Regions from separate parts of the Mus musculus genome. Here all the other regions are linked to region 1. The links are chromatin loops, found by intact Hi-C in ENCODE. Cell type or tissue: heart. All regions are shown on one strand. Each heading gives the region's core, and the rest is flanking DNA. Links, peaks and the distances in the headings are about the cores only.

Region 1 (8,056 bases), core at 1,950-6,949:
TCTGTATGAAGCAACCAGACAGTGCTAGGTGATTTATATGCTCTACCGTTCATTTCAAACAGCGATTAGGAAGGGAACTCCAGAGTGGCTGACTCACATGCCTAAACTGATAGACAGGTCTGATTCAGATCTGCCTGATTCATAACACCTTTTCTGCTCCCCAGGGCAGCCTCTAAATGTTTCAAAATGATACAGCTGAACTAAGAACACAACAGAAAGGCTGCTGTTAAAACAGGGCAACCCGAGCCGGGAGTGGTGGCGCACGCCTTTAATCCCAGCACTTGGGAGGCAGAGGCAGGTGGATTTCTGAGTTCGAGGCCAGCCTGTTCTACAAAGTGAGTTCCAGGACAGCCAGAGCTATACAGAGAAACCCTGTCTCAAAAAAACAAAACAAAACAAACAACCCCCCCCCCCAAAAAAAAAAAGAGGGCATCCTAGAAGCCAGGAAAAGCAGCAGCAGTCAAAGAGAGTAAGACAGGATTCTAAAGAATGAAAAAGATCGCCAGGAGTGGTGGCCCAGCCTTTAATCCCAGCACTTGGGAGGCAGAGGCAGGCAGATTTCTGAGTTCGAAGCCAGCCTGGTCTACAGGGTTAGTTCTAGGACAGCCAGGGCTACACAGAGAAACCCTGTCTCAAAAAAAAAAAAAAAAAAAAAAAAGAAAAAAAAATAAATGAAAAAGATGTTCCACCAGTGTTTTGTTTTACTGAAGACAAGGTGTCACAAGCTAGCCTTGAACTTATAACAACCCTCCTGTCTAAGTGATGGATTATAGACATAAACTAAATTTTCATCTTGATACATACTGAGAAAAACACTCAGTGAAAAAGATTAAGGCTGGCCTTGTGCAGGATGCTTCCCAATAGCCGAAAGCCATGACCTTCAAAAGAACTTTGCTATCTGTGTTCTCCTCACCATAGTCCTTTCCACTTAGCTATTGAGAGGACTTATCACAAGGCAAGTCTGAGCTTAAGGATGGGTGGCCAGACCTCATGTGAGACACACATTATGACTCACAACCTTGGGATCACCTGTCTCCCACTCACAGTGCTGGGCTTACAGGCATTTACGTCCCTGCCTGACTTTTACATAAGCGCTGAGGATTGAATCCAGTCCTGTAACTACTGAACCATTCACCAGCCCCTCAAAAACCAAGCTTGGGGATGGAGAGAAGGGTCCATAGTTAAGAGCATTTGCTGCTCGCTCTAGTGTGCTTTCTATTGCTGTGGCAGATATTGCATGCTCAAACACCAACTTGGGGAGGTAAGGGTTTATTTCATCACCACTGTAGTTCATTACGAAGAGGAGGCAGGGCAGGAACTCAAGGCAGGAACCTAGAGGCAAGAAGTGAAGCAGAGGGCTGGCGAGATGGCTCAGTGGTTAAGAGTGCCAACTGCTTTTCTGAAGGTCCCGAGTTCAAATCCCAGCAACCACATGGTGGTTCACAACCATCTGTAATGAAATCTGATGCTCTCTTCTGGAATATCTGAGGACAGCTACAGTGTACTTACATATAATAAATAAATAAATAAATCAAAAAGGAAAAAAAATATTTAAAAATAAAAAAACAAAAAAGAAGTGAAGCAGAGGCCAGGGAGGAGTGCTGTTTACTGGCCTGCTCAGCCTGCTTCCTTGTACCACCCAGGACCACCTGCCCTGAAAAGAATTAATCCCAGAGACTGCATACAGGCAACCTGCTAGACACTCCCTCTTCCCAGATGACTTAGAACTGTTGTAAGAGGACAATCTTGGGCTGGAGAGATGGCTCAGTGGTTACGAGCACCAACTGCTTTTCCAGAGGTCCTGAGTTCAATTCCCGGCAACCACCTGAAGGCTCACAACCATCTGTATAGCTGTATATACACATAAAATAAACAAATCTTTAAAAAAAAAAAAAAAGGACATATAGGTGAACACTCACACATAGAACATTAACACCTTTTCAAAGTCCTGAGTAGCGGAAAGCCTAGCCTCTTCCTATGGGCCCTCAGATGAAAATGAAGGTTTTGGGAACAAATACTTTTCCCCAAACATCTCACAAACGCCCATGATAAAATGTCCAAGACTCTTGTCTTTTTGTCAACCTCACTAAGAGAAGCATTTCTGAGGCCTTCCTTGCATCTGGGAAGAGGGAAAGGAACTCAATAAATGAAAATTAACAATACATCAAGAGATTAACTTAACATCTGTTCCCACCTTAAAAGTTTTTTACAAATTTATGTGTATCTGTATATGTTTCTGCCTGTATGTATACCTAAGAGTCGATGGAAGCTAGGGGCCATCAGATTCTCTGGAGCTAGAGGTATAGGCAATTCTGGCCCACCTGTAGGTACTGGAAACCACCCTTGGGTCCTCTGCAAGACCAATACATGCTCTTGACTACCGAGCCACCTCTCCTGTTCCCCGAGATTTTACTATAGGCATTTATTATATGCACATGTGCCACAGCATATGTGTGAAAGTCAGAAGACAACGTGCAGGAGTCAGCTCGCCCCTTCCAGCACTGGGGTCCCAGGGAACCCAGTTGTCAGGCCAGGGAGGGGTCACTTAGGGTTACTTTCCATCCATCCATCTTGCTCACCCTACCCTTGGCTTTTTTAAAAGAACAGTTACTGGGGCTGGTGAGATGGCTCAGTGGGTAAGAGCACCCGACTGTTCTTCCGAAGGTCCAGAGTTCAAATCCCAGCAACCACATGGTGGCTCACAACCATCCGTAACAAGATCTGACTCCCTCTTCTGGTGTGTCTGAAGACAGCTACAGTGTAGTTACATATAATAATAAAATAAATCAAAAAAAAAAAAAAAAAAAAAAAAAAAGGGGGGAGTTATATCCCCCATACACCACAAAAAAAAAAAAAAAAAAAAAAAAAAAAAAAAGAACAGTTACTAAGCACACTTCAAGACAACAGGAGTCTGGGCAGTAACCTGAGTCCCTACATCATTTCTCTGCTTCCACTCTGTATCAAACCCAAACTTACACGGCCACAAAGTCCTGCACCAGCTCTTCTTCCCACCACTTGACTTGGATTTTCCTAAGACGCCCCGAATTCCAAGTGAGTTTCTGTCCTTGAGTTTTTGTTTCTTGTTCACCTCACCTTTCCCTGGTTAGTCTCTGCTCAAACGCCACCTCTTCACCTGTCACCTCTGTCACGACCTGAAATACCTGAACTCACTCACGGACTCCTCCAATTAGAACGTGAGCTCCCTAAAGAGAGACACCTTGTCCACTTGTGATTCTTCACTATATTCCCAGGGTTTCATAGAATGAGATATTAAACAAATAAGGCAATAAATCAATTCCACAGTTAAAAGCACTGCTCTCTCAACCAATTCCTGTCTAGAGACTGGCTTCCCAAAGCCCAACTAGAACACCAAACAGCCAGAGGGGAGAAAATTCCTTTGCACAAATGGAAAAGTGAAGAAGAGTTGAGTGTGGTAGCCTACACTTGTAGAAAGATAACGCTCTAAGTCTAGCCTGGGCTATGAAAGACCCTTTATCCAAAATAAATAGATAGACAGACAGACAGATACCTTCCATGTCTTCATAAAATAACAGAGCATTCACCATGTGGCTCTCATACATGGGACCCAGCAATAAAAAGTTATCCTTAAAGATAACTCAGAGCAGATGAGAACCGTGAGAAACAAGCAGTAGTTACTACATATAAGGTCAATGCTACAGGACACATAAACGTGGGTGATGTGGCCATCGCAGTGAGAACTGAGAACTCCTCCCTAAGAAGGGAACTTGAAAGGCAGGGAGGGAGGCAGCCCCGCCAAGATCTGAGGTCAGCTGCTTCTAACATCACGAAAGCTGGGGACTTAGCATACAGGACGGGACTATGAATACTTAAAAGAGCCGGTCATGGAGGCGACAGTGCTTATGGAGAGACGAATGGCCATGGTCAGCAGTTCAGGCGAGCCCTCTGGGAAACACAGCCTGCAGTCAGCGGAACCTTCAAGCCACTTAACCGAATATGCAAGTGAAGAATCGTAAGTTTGAGGAGAGGGTAAAAATGCCATTTCAGTGGAAGAGATTGTTCAACACGTGAGGGAGCACGGTTTCCACGCCCAGCATCACCTAATTATTTAAAAACTAGGAAATTCGTAGAGAGGCAAGGACTAGCTCTGAATTACACTCCTAGGGAAAGACGGAGTGTGCGTGGGGACAGATTATCTAACTGGAAAGCCGGCGAGCCCCAGGCAGGGGAACACCATTCGCCTGTAGGTTCCTTAGGTCCTAGGGACACGAACGTCACAGCCAGCTGAAACCCGAGGGCCAAGTCCACTCTGGCGGAGGCCAAAGCCCCGCGAAGTCAGAGTGGGCGATCTCCGGCCTCTTTTAGAACCAGGGACCCAGACCGGCTCGGCCAGGTCAGGCCTCGGCGCGGAACAGCGCTCACGCTGCGGGCCCCGGCGCGCCGAGAACGGACGCGCGGGCTTGACCAATCCGCGGACGCCTACGCGGCGGCGCGACCAATCCCAGCAACGCTGGAAGGGAAGGGGCGGGAGCTCGAGAAGCTCGCGTGAGGCCGAGCCCCAAGCTGCCCCAGCTTCCCGGAGCGGTCAGGCCCGACCCAGAGGCGGCGTGCGGGGAAGACCAGGCGCGCGTCCTCGGGCTGAGGCCCAGATCCACCTCCCAGCGATCGGCCCCTCCCTCAGCCGCGTCCCCGCGGCCACCCTGCTCGCTCCATGCCTCACCTCGTGGGGACGCCGAGACCGAGGAGGGAATCCCAAGCGAGAGCTGCAGCCGACACTACCCCACTCCAGCCGCTGCTCCGCCTCACATTCAAACCCTGGCAAAATGGCGCGGCGGCTAAGGTGGCGGCCACTGCGCATGTGCGAGTGAGACCGGGACGCGGGGTGGAGCCAGGAATGCTTTGGCCCCACCCCGGCTGCGAGGGCCAATCGGAACCATTGCTCGGGTCTGCGGTGACGTCACAAGAGACCGTGCCTTTTGACGCAGGCTTCTGTTTTGGGTTTCTTTCCTCAGACCCTAGCAGGTTCTGCGAGTGGCTCCTAGTGGCTTCTAACTGTTGGATGGAACGTGCTCGTTCACGCCTGAGCGAAGGGACAGAGCAGAGCGTCTGTTCTAGGACAAATAGAATAAACGAATGAGTAAGAATTTCAAGCTAGGGGATAGCACGCTTGGTTAAGCAAGTGATAGCTGCGCAAGGAAGAAGACGGGAGTTCGAATCCCCAGCACCCACATAAAAGCCAGCCTGACTACAATTCCGTACCTGGGGAGGCAGACACAGGAAGATCGCTGGGGCTTACTGGCCGGCCTGTCTAGCTAATTGGTGAGCTTCTGTTTCCATAAGAGATCCAGCCTTGAAAACTAAGAGAGCAATGGATGAAGACACCCACATTCATTCACTCACACACACATGATTTCAGAAGCTGAAGGCGATGGCTCATGCTTGTTACCACTTGGCACTTGGGAGGCAGAAGCAAGACAATCGCCATTTATTTAAGCCCAGCATGGTCTACACAGAGGCCAGGCATAGCTACACAGTGAGATCCTTTCTCAAAAAAAAATTTTTTTTTTCAGACGACGATGTAGTTGGTGGCAACTTAAAGGTAACTGGGATGTTCATTTGACCCTTGAACAAGAGAAATCTTATCTTTTCAAAAGCCAGGAGACAGTTGTGTGACTGTACGCCTCGCAAGCAAAGAAAGGTGAAGGTCTAGAAGCAGGTTTTTGATCAAGACTGAAGCCTAGTGTTCTGTAGTAAGACCGGGCTGAAGAAGCCAGCTTAGCTTGCCTTCTCTGTTCCTCTCTGCTACAAGCTTACCCCACTTTACTGCACTGATATGTGTTCCTTCCTGTCTCTGGGTCCAGGAGTAGCTGGCTCACTTTGCGTTTTAGCCAGTAAAGGACAGGCTGCCTAGCTTGCCATGAATTCCAGGTCACAAACACTCATTTTCATAATCGATACTTCATGGGAACGCTTACCCTCAAAAGCATGCATTGTTTATGTAAGGTTCTCATTAAACTGTTTTTTTTTTTAAGATTTATTTATTTGTTATATGTAAGTACACTGTAGCTGTCTTCAGACACTCCAGAAGAGGGCATCAGATTTCATTACGGATGGTTGTGAGCCACCATGTGGTTGCTGGGATTTGAACTCAGGACCTTCAGAAGAGCAGCCGGTGCTCTTAACCACTGAGCCATCTCGCCAGCCCTAAACTGGGTTTTCTGTATCTTACCTGGTTGGCTTGACTTCATTCTATCATCCTGAGTTAATTTATGTAACAGGAGGGGTGCGTGGGTGCCATGGTAGCTGTGTGAGGTCAGGTCTCACCAGCTTGTGGGTCCCAGGGATTGAACCCTGGCCCTCAGTCTTGGCAGCAAGTGCTTCTACCCTCAGCCCTCCTCCTCATGCTGTCTGCAAGGCGTGTGAGTTTCTTGTGTTTCTTCTACACAAGAGCTTAAGTCTTACTGCTCTTCTTTATAGCCGTGCCTCCAACACTCAGCACACCCCAGCTGCTCAGTAAAGATGTTCTGGGGTTTTTTGTTTGATTGGTTTGGTTTGCTTATGACTTCTCGAGACAGGGTTTTTCTGTGTAGCTGTCGCTGTCCTGGAAGACAGAGCTGTAGACTAGGCTGGTCTCGAACTCACAGAGATCTGGTTGACTCCATCTCCCAAATGTTGGGATTAAAGATGTGCCACTGCCACCACCACCAGGCTCTGTTGCTAGGTAATTTTTTTTTAGATTTATTTATTTATTACGTATACAATATTCTGCCCGCATGTATGCCTGCATGCCTGAAGAGGGCACCAGATCTCATTGTGGATGGTTATGAGCCACCATGTGGTTGCTGGGAAATTGAACTCAGGACCTCTGGAAGAGCAGACAGTGCTCTTAACCTCTGAGCCACCTCTCTAGTCCAAATATATGTATATTTAATGTTAAGGTTTTTTTCTTTTCTGTGTGCCACATGCATGCAGTGCCCAAAGAGGCCAGAGGAGAGCGCTGTTTCCCACAGAGCTGGAGGTGACACATGGGAGCTGGAAACAGTACCTGGGTCCCCTGGAAGAGCAGCCAGTGCTTTCACCCATGGAGGAGCACCTCTCCTGCCCCTCCCTGTGTGTTGGGTATGCACATCCGTATAGGTGAAATGTCGTGTATAAGTACAAGCAAGGCACTGGATTTTTTTTGTTTGTTTGGTTTTTCAAGACAGGGTTTCTCTGTATAGCCCTGACTGTCCTGGAACTCACTTTGTAGACCAGGCTGGCCTCAAACTCAGAAATCCGCCTACCTCTGCCTCCTGAGTGCTGGGATTAAAGGCGTGTACCACCACCGGCTGGTAAGGCCCTGGATTTTGTTAGAAATAAGTTCAAAGTTCTAAAGAATGAGACCACTATTCCAGTTGAAATGTCTCAACAGGGCAAGACTTTACTTTGACCTAGACCCTGGACTAGAGCAGTGGTCCTCAGCCTTCCTAACACTGGGATCCTTTCATACTGTTCCTCATGTTGTGGGGACCCCCCCAACCATAAAATTATTTTTGTTGCTACTTCATAATTGTAATTTTGCTCCTATTATTAACATAATAATATAACGTAAGTAACTGTCTTCCAATGTTCTTAGGTGAGCCCCATGGTGAGAACATTTGTTCTAGATTCTAGAGTGCATTGCTCAGAAACATGGAAGAGCATTTTCTGATGTAGGCGACGATCGGTCAGGTCTTTCCTCCATTGGCTGGTGTCTGACCTCACACTTCTCCATTGGCTAGTTTCAAAAGAAAGTGAAGAACTGGGTGTGGTGGTACTCGCCTTTAATCCTTATCAAGGCCAGCCTGGTCTACAGAGAAAGTTCCAGGACAGTCAGGACTGCACAGAGAAACCCTGTCTCAACAAAACAGAACAAGAAAACAAAGGATATGATGGAGAGAAGAAGGGGTTGGGCTCTTAATATTTTTAAGTTCCAAGAGAGCAACAGGGCCTTTACATAAACAAAGGTTTTACAGGGTAAGGAGACTAAACCATTTATATAAAATCTTACAAGGTTGGAGAGGATAAAATATATGAATTTCTTGTCATAAAGAGAAAT
Region 2 (8,056 bases), core at 1,088-6,087, 89 kb before region 1:
TTTCCAAGTTACCCCTCAACAAAACCTGAGCCTAGCTCCAGTCTCTAGGCTAATCCCCGACAAGATCTGGGTCTCCAGGTTACGCCTCCAACGAGACCAGTATCTCCAGGGTTATTACCCCCAAAAGATCCACACTCCCAGGTTACAAGGCCACCCCTACCTAATGACCACCAATGCAGAGGAAAGCAGAAATTAAGTTTATGATATGACTCCCAGCACCAGCCAATTATGTTAAAGGTCATAGTAGCTCTCCAATTAGATGCTTGCACACTCCCACCCCGTCCATCCCCATCCCCCACTCCCACCCCGCTTGTTGCTTACTATAAAGTCTTGCCCCGATAGATATTCAGGGCTCCTCATCACCAAAACCGTCCTGCGTGACAGGGGTGTTCTGAGAGGCTGAGCTAGCTCAAATAAAATAAAAAGGTTCTATTGTGATTGCATCAGATTGGCTCCTGTCTATTTTGGGGGAATCACTAATATTTCCCTGGCAATACAGTACTTTCCAGTGAGTTTGTTTTCTTCTGTATATAGAGACTACTAGTTTTCTTCCAAGGTCCACAGACTTTTTATTTATTTATTTATTTTTGTAATTTTGTTACTAGCTCTCACATGTAGCCCTGGCTGAGCCTCAAACTTGCTCTGTAGACCAGGATGGCTTTGAACTCAGAGATCTGCCCTCCTCTGCCTCTCTTGTGCTGGGATTAAAGGTGTGTGCTGCCATACCAGACTGGGTTTGTTTGTTTTTTTTTTTAGATTTATTTATTTATTTATTTATTATATGTAAGTACTGTAGCTGACTTCAGACACACCAGAAGAGGGCATCAGATCTCATTATGGGTGGTTGTGAGCCACCATGTGGTTGCTGGGATTTGAACTTTGGACCTTCGGAAGAGCAGTCGGGTGCTCTTACCCACTGAGCCATCTCACCAGCCCAGGGTTTGTTTTTATGTAAAGAATACCTTGGACATTAGTTAGGCATAGTGGTACACACCTGTAATCCGAGCTATTGAGAGACTGTGAGGCAGGAGGATCATCTAGAACAGCGGTTCTTAACCTGTGGGTCTCAGTCCCTTTGGGGCCAAACAACCCTTTCACAGGGGTGGGATATCAGATATTTACATCATGGTTCACAACAGTAGCAAAATTACAGTTGTGAAGTAACAACACAAATAATTTTATGGTTGGGGTCACCACAGCATGAGGAACTGTGTTAAAGCACCACTGTGTTAGGAAGGCTGAGAACCACTGCTCCAGAGGCAGAGGCCAGCTTGGGCAGCATAGCAAAACTTTGTGCAAACAAACCAAAATTAAAGAATACAATCTATGCTGGGGGGATGGTGGCACGCACCTTTAGTCCTAGCACTCCGGAGGCAGAGGCAGGAGGATCTCTGTGAGTTTGAAGCCAGTGTGGTATACAGAGGGAGTTCCAGGAGAGCCAGGGCTACACAGTGAAACTGGGGTGGGAGAGTTCATTAATTTAAGCTGGCCGTGTGGTGGTGGCACACACCTTTAATTCCAGCACCCAGGAGGCAGAGGTATTCTGATCTCTCCAAATTTGAGGCCAGCCAGAGCTAAATAGTAAGACCCCATTTCAAACAAAACAAAACCCAAAAAACAAAAAACAAACAAACAAAAAAAACCCCAAACCCACCAAAATTGATTATTTTGTGCGTAAATACGCACATTTTACCCGGTGGGCATCTTCACTGCCCTAACTGCCTATGTGTTGCTTACTTAGCGGAGTTGGCTGGGAACTGGAAGGAACGGCTGGTTCTGGAACTCAGTGTCACTGGGTTTTACAAAAAGCAAACTAAGAAGACTTAATTCAGATAAAGGCGCCCCCCAGTGTCTCTGCAAGTCAGAGGAGGGTCTTTTTAGCTACAGCAGACGTCATCATGAATTCATGCAAAGTCAGCCACAGTGCCTTGGCAAGGAGACTGGGCTGTTAGGCATGCTATTTTTATTTATTTATTTGTTTGTTTGTTTGTGTTTCCAGACACCACCAACTGGCTAGGTTTTTTTTTTTTTCCCCTTTTGGGGTAGGGATGGAACCCGGAGTCTTGGGTATCTAGCTATGATGTTTACCTAGGTGCATCAACCACAGGCACCACTTAAAATAAGCCCAGAGGGGGGCTACAGAGATGGCTCAGCGGTTAAGAGCACTGACTGCTCTTCTAAAGGTCCTGAGTTCAATTCCCAGCAACCACATGGTGGCTCACAACCATCCATAATGAGATCTGATGCCCTCTTCACAATGTACTTACAAATAATAATAAATAAATCTTAAAAAAAAAAAAAGCCCAGAGGATGCCAGCGACTCAGCTCCCACAACCTCCGGTAAGGACCCCATCTAATTCTAAAGACCTGTCTCCCCCGCTACATAAAAGGGTTGCTACATAAAAGGGTTGCTATAGGGCTGGAGAGATAGGTGGCTAACAGTTAAGAACACTTGAAGAGGATCTACCTCACAACTGCCTGAAACTCCTACACCAGGCAGGCAACGCCAGCACTGGACTCCGTGGATGCCTGAACTCAAAACACCAAGGCAAGAAAACCCAAGCTATAAGACTAGTGAAGATGGAGCTGAGCGGTAGAAGTTTGCTTCAATCCCCAGGACTACACTAAACAAGCCCACACCAGCCTCTTGTCCACAGAACCACACTCAGTTTAGAGCTGCGGGAAAGGAACCAGACAGCACTTGTGCTTGTCTGTTTTCGGCTCAGACTTCATTTACTCTGACTTCCCCAGTAAACTCCATAAGGGCAGGGACTTGTGCATTCTCACTGTATTCTCAGCTTTCGGTCTTGCACGCAGCAGCAGGTTAACAAAAGTTAGCGTAGGGAAAAAGGGGTGACTGTAGGAAGGGAACAGAAAGCCTAGAAAAGAAAGGAAGCGAGGCCTGTATTCCCTGCCGAGACCGAGCTCCTGGGAAACTACAACTCCCAACATGCCTCGGACCCAGCGCAGCCGTGCCCGGCCCTTGTGGGCCTTGCGTGCCTAGAGAGCGCATGCGGGACGCGGCGCCCGCTGGGACTTGTGGTTCCTGCCGCGGTGTGTAGGGGGTGGGGCCGGCATGGAGGCGGGCGGGGGCCGGGGGCGGGCGCGGCCCCTCCCCCGTCACTTCCTGCCAGGCTGCGGGCCCCGAGCCGCTCTTCAGCGTTTGCGCTGGCTGTCGTCGCGTCTGTGTGCGCTCCCCCTTCTTCTGAGCCCCGGCCTGGCGGCGCCCGCCTTCGCCTCCGCCACTCCGCCTCTTCCCTCCTCTGGTCGGTCCCTTTTTCCTCGCCGTCTTCACTTGCTTCTTCACCTCCTCGCCGCCGCCCAAGACCGCCGGCCCCGGGACGAGCTCTGGGGAAGCAGCCAGGTAAGGCGGCCGGTCCGGGCCGGGTCGGAGCGGGTCGCGGAAGGACCCACGCAGGCACGGCGTCAGCGGGAGGTGGGCGGCGGGTGGGCTAGGCCTTGCGGGCGCGCGAGCCGCGGCCCAGGCCCGTCTCCGCCTGCGGGGCCTTCCCGGAGGAGGCGGGCCCTCCGCGCCGCTCGTGGGCCCTGTGCCGGAGTTAACGCGGGGGGCGCGGGCGGGCAGGGGCAGCGTCGGTCCGGAGGCCCCCCGGGTTTCGGTGCTATGCACAGTGTCGCGGCCAGTGCCGAGCCGCGGGATGAGGTGCCAATTCCCGGCTCGGCCCCCTTCGTCAGTCACTTCGTATTCTTTGTGTCTCTGTTATGAGGGGGAGAAGGAGGGGGAATAGTATTAATCCTGTCCCAACCCGGTCCCTGCCTCTTCAGGCTGTGAAGTTGTGCAGTGAAATGGGGCGTGTAAAGTGCTTATCAGTGTGCCAGACCCACGTCGTGTCCCAATAAGCCGTTTGCATAATTTATTAAGATGATATGAAGGTATAATTTAGGGTGCAGACGGAACATAAGTTGACCTTCCTTTCCACTAGGGTTTTCTCCGAGGCAGAAGAATCCCGCGTGCCCACTGGCAGTGCCTGAGCATTGTGCTCGCTTGGCACCAGAGAGGGGCGGGCGCTTAATGGGGACACTGTAGCAGACAGGGTATGGATGTAAAGCCATCATCATGTCTGTGAAACCAGCTGTAGGGACTTCACCGGCTCCCCTAGGCTCCGCACCCTGTCCCATGTCTCCCTGCCACCATCCAGAACCTTATTGCCATTCCTTTTTATGAGAAAGTTGCTGGCATAAGCTTCTCTTGGGTTTAGCAGACCTTTTTGGAGCCTTCTTGTGTGTCAGGCTCTGGAGGTGGAGTATGCAAAGATTCGAAAACCGTGGTTTCCTGGTTCGCATCTGTAGCTCTTAACTTTCTTTAGCTGAGGCCCTCCCTAGTTATCAGTTTCTCTTAAGCTCTGGCCTCACCTCCCTACTTATGGGCGAAGCTTTTATTTTGTTCCGTTTTGCGTTTTGCCCATTGTATTGTATGCCTTTTTTAAGGTCACTGTTTTCAATTGCTTGTAGCTGTAATAATTCTGTTTGCTTGCTTGCTTGCTTGCTTGCTTGAGACGTGGTTTCTCGGCACAGTCCTGGCTCTCCTGGAAGAAGAAGCTTGTGCTGTAGACCAGGCTGAGTAGCGGTAATTCTTGAGAATTGGAAGTGTTGGAAGAGATTTAAACTGGGATTTTGATCTTTCAGGGATTTGTACTTACCAAATGTAAATTACATCACTACTTGTTGAAGCAAAAACTAAAAATACATTTGGGGAGTGTGGAGGAAGAAGTCTTGGCCATTCTAGTGAACTTTTAGGAGACTGTCTTTATTCTGACTCAGCCTTGATTTTCTTTAGTAAGATTAAGTAACTTTTTTTTAATTTATTTTTTATTTTTTTATTTTTTGTTTTTTCCAGACAGGGTTTCTCTGTATAGCCCTGGCTGTCCTGGAACTCACTCTGTAGACCAGGCTGGCCTCAAACTCAGAAATCCGCCTGCCTCTGCCTCCCAAGTGCTGGGATTAAACGTGCGTGCTACCATTTTATTTTTGAGCATTATATCAGCAGCAGCTGTTGTGGAAGTCAGAGCACAACTTGTGAGATTCAGTAGGTTGCCAGGTTCCTTGCTGAAAGACTTGACATACAGAGCCATCTCAATACCTCAAAAAAAAAATTTTTTTTTTTTTAAATCTGTGCTTAGTGTCATAGGCATCCCCCTCCTTAAAGATGTGCAGCTCACACAGGAGCAGATTTACAAGAGTCACACCTCAGGTGTTTTCTGTGCTCAGTGCTTTTCTGAGTGGAGGCCGGAGGTCAGCCCCTTGTCTTCCTCGAGGGCTCTCTACCTTATTTCCTGGAACAGTCTCTAAGCATTTCAGCTTTTCCTGAGCTACCCATCTCTAAAGCCTGTCGGCAGATTTTGGGCACTCAGTTTCTTTAGTAAGTGAAAAATGTTTATATTGCACCCATCTCGATATTGCAATATTTTTGTAACAGTCAGGAAATAGTTTCTAGCATAAATGGTTGAGTGTAATGGCTTTTTTGTTTGTTTGTTTGTTTTGGATTGTTTTGTTTTTAGAGACAGGGTTTCTCTGTGTAACATAGCTCTCTGGCTGTCCAGGAACTTGCTTTGTAGACCAGGCTGTCTTTGAACGCAGATAAGCCTGCCTCTGCCTCCAGAGTGCTAGGATCAAAGGCATTCAACATTGGCTGTTTTTCAGTTACTCGTTAATAGTTCAGGAACTGTTGATTCAATCCTTAAGGAGTAAGGCTGAAATCTGGGCTGAAAAGTGGGAGTCCCCAAAAGAGGACTAACTCCACTAACTCTCAGCTGTTTTTCTGCTGTGTGTTAATCATATTTCAACCAAGAAGCCAGATCCCAAAAGAAAGAAAAAATGAGAATGAGCGAGCAAGTGATCCCTTCCAGTATAGTAAGAAATTTCATTTCATTAACAGTTAAACAGTCATCCTGAGGTGAGCTGGTTAACATCAAAATGACTAAGATTATGATAGATTTAGGATTTGTTTCAAAACAAGCTAGCTTAAAGGAGGTTCAAGAAGAAACAAGGCCGACCTTAGCTGTGAGTTAATAATTGTCAAAGCTAGGTGACCAAATACACAGTGCCCTCTATAGCATTCAACTTTAACACTTAAAAATAACCTCAGGTTCTCTATCACAGCCTTAAAGTATCACTTCGCTGGGTCTATCATAATTTGTGATATGGCAAAGGATATGTTTGGCACTATTTGTAGATTTGCTTGTTTAGGGACTGTTCAAAGACAGCAGACATTATGGCATTATACAGAGAGAGATTCTAAGTTCGAGGTCTTCATCTGCTTTCTTCCCTCGGGTCTGGGAACCCCATGGAAGAGTGGGAGGAAAATTTGTAGGAATCAGAGGGACTGCAGGACTAAGCAGGATGTGAGTAGACAGGCTTTCAGAGACAGAAGCTGCAAGCATGGGGCCTGTATGGTCTGCACTAGGTTCTTTGCAAACGTGTTGTAGCTGCTAGCTTGTTTTCTTGAGACTAACTGTGGGAACAGTTTTGTCTCTGATTCTTTTGCCAGCTCTTGGGACTCTTGTCCTCTTGTGGGATTGTCTTGTCCAGCTTTGTGAGGGCTTTCGTCTTATTTTATTATATCTTGTTTTGTTGTGTTTGATTGTTGCCTCTTGGAGGCCTGCTGTCTTCTGAAGGGAGGCTCTGGAGGAGACAGGAGGTGTGGAGGGAGTTAAGGCTGCAGGGAAGGAAAATTGTGGTTAGGGTGAATTAAATGAAAGAAGAGTATTTTCAATAAACAAATATAAACTAACAACAACAAAAACAAAAAGATGACTCTGTCTAAAAACAAAACAAAAAGGGAAAATAAACAAAGCTTGCCTTCTAAAAAGCCCCCAGGCTGTAGTCCTAGCTATTGGAGAGGCAGCCCCCTGGCCAGCTGGGATGAGAGAGACCCTGATTGTCTCAGAGTGAAAAGAAGAGAGCCGTAGGGCTGAAGCTCAGTGGTGGGCACTTGCCTAACATGTACAAGGCTGAAGGTTTAATCTCTCTACTGTAAACCCCCAATTTACTGCCCCCCCCCCCCAAAAAAAAGGGTGGTTGAATTGCTGCCTGAAGGGTGCCTGCAGTGTTTACAAACAACAGACTGACTGGATGCTAAGAACCTTAACTGTGGACAAGATGCAACACCACCTTAGAGACTGGTATTTCCCTTGTCTAAAAGCAAAGTCTCTTACAGAGAGGAGATTGACCAGAATGTTGTAAATGATTGCTGCTGTTGCTCAATTTTCTCTGTAACTTTGTTATGTCTCCCCTCAGAGCTTGGTCAGTACAGTGCCAGTGTTCTGTGGTTTCAGTTGTTCCAGCCTGGGTGGTGGGAGGGGCCTCTCTCTTCACAGTAATTTAGGAGCTTGTCCTTAATCCCAGAATTTATGTCTAAGAAGGAATAAAACATTTAAGAACAGTGGTCTTTCCCCATTAGGCTTAAAGTAAAACTTTGGAGTACTTAGAATTTTTACTATACTTGTAGTCTCTTCAAAATAGATGTTCTCTTAAGGTGCATCCAGCAAGCTCATTTATATACAAATGGTTTTAAGTTTAGACATGGACCTGACTCTTGGATCCCAGAGTCCCTAGTTTGAAAACCAAACCAGAGCATTGTTCCTGCTGTACTCATGACAGATCAGACAGCAGGAACCCAGTGTGGGTGGGTACCTTTCCTGGAGGCTCTTTACCCAGACTCAGGAGAGCAGAGTATCTTCAGAGTCAACCTGTTCAGTTCCCCAGTCTGTGGGGTTTTGAAAAACAAAACTTTCCATTTTGTTTTGGACAATCTGTGTACAGTTGTACAGTCTGACTGCTCCTCTCACCGTCCCTCCCAGCTGGGTTGTTAAGACCTCCAGATAGGCCATCTTAAGTGACACTCACTGTTGTCCCCTCCGATGACAGCTTTTGGAACTGCTTGCAAAGTGTCCTTTTAGTTTGGAGTTTTAGAGATGTCAAACTATTGACAGGATTTTCGTGACTTGTTTCACATGGGACCTGTAATGGATGAAGTGTTGGTGGAATTTTATGTTTGTGTTTAATGAAAGCAAAAAAAAAAACTTTCTGGGATTCCAGT
Region 3 (8,056 bases), core at 1,088-6,087, 99 kb before region 1:
CTTGGAAAGTGGTTTTCCCACAGCAGAGAACTAAGCTGAGGCAGAGCGAGCCCTACAGGAAATGCGGGACCTCCTCTCAGATTTGGAGCGGGAGATCACCAGAGCCTCTCAAGTGAAGAAGAAGCATGAAGAGGAGGCCCAGGTCAAGCTGCAGGAGTCAGCGGTGCAGCAGGGGCCAGGGGCTCCCACCCAGACCTCTGCACCCAGCCCAAGCCCAGCAGGAACACAGAATGAAGAGCTGCAGGTGAAGGTACAAGATAGCACGATGCAGTGGTACCAGCAACTTCAGGATGCTTCTGCCAAGTGTGTGTTGGCCTTCGAGGACCTGACCAGCAGCAAGGATAGTCAGATCAAAAAGATAAAGATGGGGGCTGGTGAGATGGCTCAGCAGGTAAGAGCACCGGACTGTTCTTCCGAAGGTCCTGAGTTCAAATCCCAGCAACCACATGGTGGCTCACAACCATCCCTAACGAGATCTGACTCCCTCTTCTGGTGCGTCTGAAGACAGCTACAGTGTACTTACATATAATAAATAAATAAATCTTTAAAAAAAATCCTTTAAAAAAAAAAGAAAGAAATCCAGCCCTTATTAAAAGGGCTGGTGAGATGGCTCAGTGGGTAAGAGCACCCGACTGCTCTTCCGAAGGTCCGAAGTTCAAATCCCAGCAACCACATGGTGGCTCACAACCATCCGTAATGAGATCTGACTCCCTCTTCTGGAGGGTCTGAAGACAGCTACAGTGTACTTACATGTAATAAATAAAATAAATAAATAAATCTTTTTTTAAAAAGATAAAGATGGACTTGCAGAAGGCAGCCACCATCCCAGTGAGCCAGATCTCCACCATTGCAGGTTCAAAGCTGAAGGAGGTCTTACACAAGATCCATAGCCTTCTCTCTGGAAAGCCTGTTCAGTCTGGTGTCTGTCACTCTTAACCCTCAGGGGCTGGACTTTGTCCAGTACAAACTGGCAGAGAAATTTGTGAAACAAGGGGAGGAGGAAGTGGCCTCTCACCAGGAAGCGGCATTCCCCATTGCAGCGGTGGCTTCTGGTATCTGGATGCTCCATCCTAAAGTGGGAGACCTCATTCTTGCTCATCTCCACAAGAAGTGTCCATACTCCGTTCCTTTCTACCCAGCTTTCAAGGAAAGGATGGCTTTGGAGGACTATCAACGGAAGCTTGGCTACCAAGTGACGCATTCCAAGGTTGAGCAACAGGATAACTTTCTAAAATGCATGTCTGGGATGATCTGTCTGTATGCCGCCATCATCCAGCTCCAGTGGCCATATGGGAAGCGGCAGGAGGCTCATCCTCATGGCTTAAATCATGGCTGGCGCTGGTTGGCACAGGTCTTACACATGGAGCCTCTCTCAGATGTGACAGCCACCCTCGTGTTTGACTTCTAGGAGGTGTGTGGGAACGCACTCATGAAGCAGAACCAGGTCCAGTTCTGGAAGATGATACTTCTCATCCAAGAGGACTACTTCCCCAGAATTGAAGCCATCACGAGCTCAGGACAGATGAGCTCTTTCATACGTCTGAAGCAGTTCTTGGAGAAATGCCTGCAACGCAGGGAGACTCCTGTGCCCAGAGGCTTTCTGACAACCTCCTTCTGGCGCTCCTGATGTCCTCCGTCACACTGTGTGGCAGGAGGGGCAACAATAAAGCAACCGAGACAGCGGGCTTGGAAGAATCACGTCAGATTGAGGAAGTGATCAGTGTGTTTTTATATATCTGTACCCCGTGAATAAGGCTTTTATAGTTCACAGCCTTTGTCAGTCCCGTGTCAGGTTTGGTAGTTCTATAGGCGGGTGTCACAGACAGACAGAGAAGTGGCCTTTCTAATTCTCACAGGTTACAAGAAGAGGTAAGAAGGGGCACTTAGCACTTGGCTGCACTTGGTCTCTAGTGTCTGTCGCTCAGGGAGCTGGTGATTCTTTATCTGCTTGACTCGGACCTGTAGTGAGTCCACCATTTTCCCTCCACGCTGTCCCACTGTTCATACACATAGAAAGAATAAGCCTCCTAAGAGTCCCTTAAAGTATCAGGTACTGTTTGCAGTCTGGGGATGAGGTAAAGTACTTACACTGTGTGGCTTGTGGCGTATGTGTGTATTCAGAAGACACGAATGATGTTGGTATGGACTGAACCCCAGAGTGTATCAGGGATTGGGTATATGGATCATGACTGGGAGCATGCACTGTAGAGAACTCTGTCCCCTTGATTTGGAATTTGACCCCTGGCTGGCTGAGGGTGCTGTACTAGATTAGATACCTTTTTGTTGTTTTTCCAACAAGAATTAAGATGGGTTGACCTGTGGCTTTGGGTGTAAGCTGAGGACCATCAGCAATGTGTGGCTGGGGTAAGGAGGAGCTGACTGTCTCAGTTGGAAGTATTTGTTTACAAACACATTGACTCTGCTGCAGAAGCCGAGCCTCAGCTCTGGTCATGCGGGCCTGTGTGGCAGGCATTCTCATTAGTACTCTCGAACGGCTTAAGCATTTTAATTGTGGACTAGAGTTCCCAAAAAAGTAATAAAGCTTGAGGTTTTGTTTTTGTTTTTTTTTAAAAAAAAAAAAGATTTGAAGACTAGGGAACAAAATACCCATGGAAGGAGTTACAGAGACAACGTTTGGAGCTAAGACTAAAGGATGGACCATCTAAAGACTGCCCCACCTGGGGATCCATCCCAAAATCAGCCATCAAACGCAGACACTATTGCATATGCCAGCAAGATTTTGCTGAAAGGACCCTGATATAGCTGTCTTGTATGAGGCTATGCCAGTGCCTGGCAAATACAGAAGTGGATGCTCACAGTCATCTATTGGATGGAACACAGGGCCCCCAATGGAGGAGCTAGAGAAAGTACGCAAGGAGCTGAAGGGGTCTGCAACCCTATAGGTAGAACAACAATATGAACTAACCAGTACCCCGGAGCTCTTGTCTCTAGTTGCATATGTAGCAGAAGATGGCCTAGTCAGCCATCATTGGGAAGAGAGGCCCCTTGGTCTTGCAAACTTTATATGCCCTAGTACAGGGGAACGCCAGGGCCAAGAAGTGGGAGTGAGTGGGTAGGGGAGCAGGGCTTGGGGAGGGTGTAGGGAACTTTCGGGATAGCATTTGAAATGTAAATGAAGAAAATATATAACAAAAAATTTGAAAAAATAGGATTTGAAAAAATTAGTTACCTTCTCTGATGGAGTTCTTTTTTCCCCATCGGGTTACTTGGCATTAAATTTGGGAACTAACCAGGTCACCTGTGGTGTCAGAGGCTGTCTTGATGACCTAGAACTAACTCAACATACCTACATCTAACCTCTCTGCCGCAGAGTTCATAACATCTCTACACAGAGTCCTGTCAGACTTTTAATATATACATATTTTAATATTTTTTTGAGGCAGGGTTTCTGTGCTGGCTTGCCTTATGTCAACTTGACACAAGCTAGAGTTATTTGAAAGGAAGAAGGAGGGACTCTCAGTAAGAGCCCGCTGTAATTACTTAGTAATTGATGACAGAGAGCCAGACTATGGTGGGTGGTACCATCCTTGGGCTGATGGTCCTGCATTCTATAAGCAAGCAGGATGAGCAAGCCGTGGGGAGTAAGCCAGTAACTAGCACCCCTCCATTGCCTCTGCATCAGCCCCTTCCTCCCGGGTCTTTCCCTGTTAGAGTTCCTGTTCTGACTTCCTTTAATCATGAACGGTAATGTGGAAGTGTGAGCCAAATAAACCCTTTCCTTCCCAAGCAGTCTTTTGGTCATGGGGTATCACTGCAGCAATAGAAACCCTCACTAAGTTTCTCTGTGTAGATCTGGATGTCCTGGTACTCACTCTGTAGACCAGGCTGGCCACAAACTTGGGGATTTGCCTCTCTCTGTCTACCAAGTACTGGGATTAAAGACTTGCACCGTAAGTAAACAAGCAGGGCTTGCTTGCTTGCTTGCTTGATTTGTTTATTTGTTTGTTTGTTTGTTTGATGTGTATGGGTGTTTTGCCTGCATGTAGATCTAGTTGTAATGACCACAAAGGCCAGAAGAGGGCATTGTATCCCCTGAAACTCAAGTTTCCGATGCCTGTGAGCCACCTTGTTAGTGTTGGTAATCCTGAGTCCTTTGAAGAGCAGCCAGCCAGTGCTTTTAGCAGCTGAGTCATCTCTCCGGCCCAGCCTTCAGACTTTTTGGGGATTATTTTGGAGGAGGTAGGAGTTACAGCTCAGCTGGTAGAGGGCTTGCCTAGCAAACGGGAAGATTTGGGTTTGACACTTACTACCGCATGACTAGGACGGGGTGGTACGCACCTGTAATCTCAGCACTTGGAAAATGGATACAGGAGGATGGAAAGTTCTAGGTCATCTTTGCCTACTGGCGAGTTCAAGGCCACCTTGGGCTGCCTGAGACTTTGTCTCTAAGATGAACAACAGCTGGGGAACAGCTGAGAGATAGATCAGCAGTTAAGAGCTCTGGCTGCTGTTCCAGAAGACCCACCACTCTCTGTGGCTTACAACAGTCTGTAACTCCAGCCCCAAGGGGATCTGGCCACCTGCTCTGACACATTGTTCACATACAGACACAGAGGCAAAGCACCTAGACACATAAATAAAAATCTAAAAAAAAATGTACATCTTAAATTAACAAACAAACAAACAAACAAACAAACAAAGGAATCCAAGCAGGCAGTGAGTTCAGGCTGGCCTTGAACTCATGGAGATCCTCCTGTCTCAGGCTTCCAGTAGATCACAGGCATGAGTCGCCATGCCTGGCTTTCTCATGGAATTAATAGAGATTTGCTTTCCTGTTAACTGACTGTTGGTATTTTTGACTTTTGTATGTGTGTGTGTGTGTGTGTGTGTGTGTGTGTGAGAGAGAGAGAAATCTTTTTTTTGGGGGTGGGGGGGTTGAGACAGGGTTTCTCTGTGTAGCCCCGACTGTCCTGGAACTCACTCTGTAGACCAGGCTGGCCTCAAAGTCAGAAATTCGCCTGCCTCTGCCTCCCGAGTGCTGGGATCAGGTCTCATTACAGGTGGTTGTGAGCCACCCCATGGTTGATAGGATTTGAACTCAGGACCTTCAGAAGAGCAGTCAGTGCTCTTAACTTCTGAGTCATCTCTCCAGCCCCGAAATCTTTTTATTATTCCTATCTCTTTACAAAGCTTGCCATTAATCTTTCTTATTTTTATGATCACTGTGATGGCAGGTTTTTTGTTTTTTGTTTTTTGTTTTTTGCTTTTTGTTTTTTGTTTTTTGTTTTTTTCAAGACAAGGTTTCTCTGTGTAGCTCTGGCTGTCCTGAAACTCATTCTGTAGATCAGGCTGGCCTCAAACTCAGAAATCTGCCTGCTTCTGCCTTCCAAGTGCTGGGATTAAAGGCGTGCACCACCACCGCCTGGCTAATCTAGACTTTTTTGATCTGGGAAATGCTATGCCTTTAATCTGGATTGAGAAAGAGAGAGAGAGAGATCGAGAGATTCATTTTATAAGTTCTGTTACTTGAGAATCCTGACTAATATAATTACATCTATTTTTTTAAGATTTTATTATTGTATCTAAGTACAGTGTAGCGGTCTTCAACCACACCAGAAGAAGGCGTCAGATCTCATTACGGATGGTTGTGAGCCACCATGTGGTTGCAGGGATTTGAACTCAGGACCTTAGGAAGAGGAGTTAGTGCTCTTACCTGCTAAGCTATCTCTCCAGCCCAATTACATCTGTTTTTATTTATTCACTTTGAACAATTTATTTTTTTATTTACTTTATGTATGTGAGTACACTGTAGCTGTCTTCAACACACCAGAAGAGGGCATCAAACCACATTACAGATGGTTGTGAGCCACCATGTGGTTACTGGGAATTGAACTCAGGACCTCTGGAAGGGCAGTCAGTGCTCTTAACCGCTGAGCCATCTCTCCAGCCCCACATTTATTTATTTACTTATTTTATTAATTTAAGACATCAAATGTTCTGACCTTTTTCTTCAGAGGTTCTAAATTTTGTTTTATACCTTAAGAGCTCTTCTCCATTTTAGAGTTAGGCATTTTTTTCTCTCTCCAAGGTTCTTCTACTACTTTTGTTTGTTCATTTTGAGACAGTCACTTACAACATTTATCCTTAGGACAAATTGTTCTCTTTTCAGTGGCCTTGAACTCACCAGGTGGCTGAGGATGCCTGGAGTTCCTGGTCCATTTACCTGAACATCCCACATACGGGGATTACAGGAATGTGTCCCACACAGCTCCTCTGACAATTTCATACAATCCTTTTTTTTGTTTAAACTTTTGATCCATGGGACTGGAGAGATGGCTCATCTGTTAAGAGCACATGTATCCTGTCACAATTCTTCTTCTTCTTCTTCTTCTTCTTCTTCTTCTTCTTCTTCTTCTTCTTCTTCTCCTTCTCCTTCTCCTTCTCCTTCTCCTTCTCCTTCTCCTTCTCCTCCTCCTCCTCCTGCTCCTCCTTCTCCTTCCCCTTGTCCTTCTTCTTCCTCTTCCCCTTCCCCTTCTTCTCCATCATCATCATCATCATCATCATCATCATCATCTAGAGACTGGATTGGTGGCATAAGGTGAAGAGCATTGGCAGCTTGTCAAGAGTGTTGGGGTTCATGAGTCGCCCCACAAACCACACACACACACCAATCTCAGTCAGAATGGGATGGCTTATTGAATGCACACCCTAATACTGATCAGTTCAGGGAGTAGCTCAGAATTATCTGAAGCTACAACATCAAACACTTCCCAGGGCAGGCATATAAAGGAAAACACCCACAATGAGCTCATAAACAGGTGTAGGAAGTGCTAAGCAGTGGTCAGCTCTGACTCAAACCATTTTAGATATAACAGTATATAACTGACCTTTAATTTGATGGGTCCCACATAAAGCTTTGTGGAATTTCTTAAGATTAACAAACCTCATACAGAACATACAGAACATAACAGGATATGTGATCTGTATGACTGTACTCTGAGACGAGTTATTTTTCTGTGTCAATGACTGGCAGGCATGTTACAGCAACAATATGAAATAGCTGGCAGGCATGGAACGAAATGTCTTCCGCTATGCGGGGGGAGGGGGCAGACCTCAACCCAGAGGATCTGGTTTTGATTCCCAGCACCTGCGTGACTGCTCACAGCCGTAACTTTACAGCGGATCCATATTTTCTTCTGGCCTCTGCTGGCACCAGTTAAAACACATGCAGGCAAAACGACGCTCAAACATGTACATAAAGATATATAAATAATAAACTACTAAAAAAAGTTAATTCTTGGGATCTGGAAAGATGGCTCCGTGGTTAAGAGCACCCATCGTTCTTCTAAAGGGCTTGGGATTGATTGCCAGCACCTACAGGGGGGCTCATAACCATCTCAGGGGACCTGACACCCTATTCTTGTTGTGCCCATTCAGGAACTGTTCTCGAACCTCAAAAGACCACCAAGGAGCTGAAGCTTGGGCTCACAGCTGATCCTGATGCACAGGATGGGAGGGTGAAGCCCCAAGTCCGGTTTCAAGCAAGCATTTACAGAGGTGAGCAAACAAGCAAGGGGGGTTTCAGCTTGGCACACAGCTGATGGGGGGAGCACTATTATTGCCCTTTAAAATGACTGGCCGGCACTGGGAGCCAAACCATAAATGTAACTTCTGCTTTCCTCCTGATTGGTGGTTGTTAGGAAGTGACCTGGAAACCTGTGCTAGATGCAGGCTTGTTGGTTAACTTGAGTTCAACCTTAGGTCAGATTCTCTAAGATGGAGCCTAAACCCAAGATGGAGTAGGTCTAGTCTCCCAAGGTGACAGGGAGAGAGAGAGAGAGAGAGAGAGAGAGAGAGAGAGAGAGAGAGAGAGAGAGAGAAACAATCTTACAGTGTTTCCTATAGATCAGCGAGACTAGAGAAAAAAATCTTTTTAATTTTTTTTTCCAATGGTAATTTTTCAATTTTGCACTCAGAACCGTGAGGGTCCAGGGACACCATTTGATCGTCAGTGTGACTGGAGGAAGAAAGGCTGGGGAGAAGCCAGGCATGGTGCTATATATCCTAGATTCCACTCAAGGAGACCAAGAGTTCC

The links. A loop is a pair of places that touch in the nucleus more often than their neighbours do. Peaks named below come from ENCODE experiments on the same cell type or tissue, not always from the same donor. Only the 100,000 strongest peaks of a DNase experiment are listed, where the experiment ranks them.
Region 2: a loop joins it to region 1, with 2.0 times the contacts of the local background. A loop is called at or near these places in 4 of 42 quality-filtered maps.
Region 3: a loop joins it to region 1, with 2.4 times the contacts of the local background. A loop is called at or near these places in 4 of 42 quality-filtered maps.

What each region holds. Positions count from the first base shown.
Region 1 is chr2:166,902,821-166,910,876 of GRCm38, reverse strand. It overlaps Cse1l (chromosome segregation 1-like (S. cerevisiae)), which reads right to left and starts at 4,781. Exons shown (of 25, transcript NM_023565.3): 1 at 4,700-4,781. It overlaps Gm31204 (a long non-coding RNA gene), which reads left to right and starts at 3,583. Exons shown (of 3, transcript XR_866966.3): 1 at 3,583-5,298. In heart, for the core only: CTCF peaks have their summits at 4,778 and 6,940; DNase peaks (open chromatin) are centred at 4,506 and 4,866; H3K4me3 peaks cover 2,541 bases; H3K27ac peaks cover 2,000 bases.
Region 2 is chr2:166,991,342-166,999,397 of GRCm38, reverse strand. It overlaps Stau1 (staufen double-stranded RNA binding protein 1), which reads left to right and starts at 3,099. Exons shown (of 12, transcript NM_001109906.2): 1 at 3,099-3,364. In heart, for the core only: no CTCF peak of the experiment used is centred there; DNase peaks (open chromatin) are centred at 3,027 and 4,017; H3K4me3 peaks cover 2,391 bases; H3K27ac peaks cover 1,937 bases.
Region 3 is chr2:167,000,702-167,008,757 of GRCm38, reverse strand. It overlaps the pseudogene Gm11470. Among named protein-coding and RNA genes, the nearest start is that of Stau1, 8.4 kb to the right of the region's middle. In heart, for the core only: CTCF peaks have their summits at 3,823 and 4,031 (motif pointing right); a DNase peak (open chromatin) is centred at 4,080.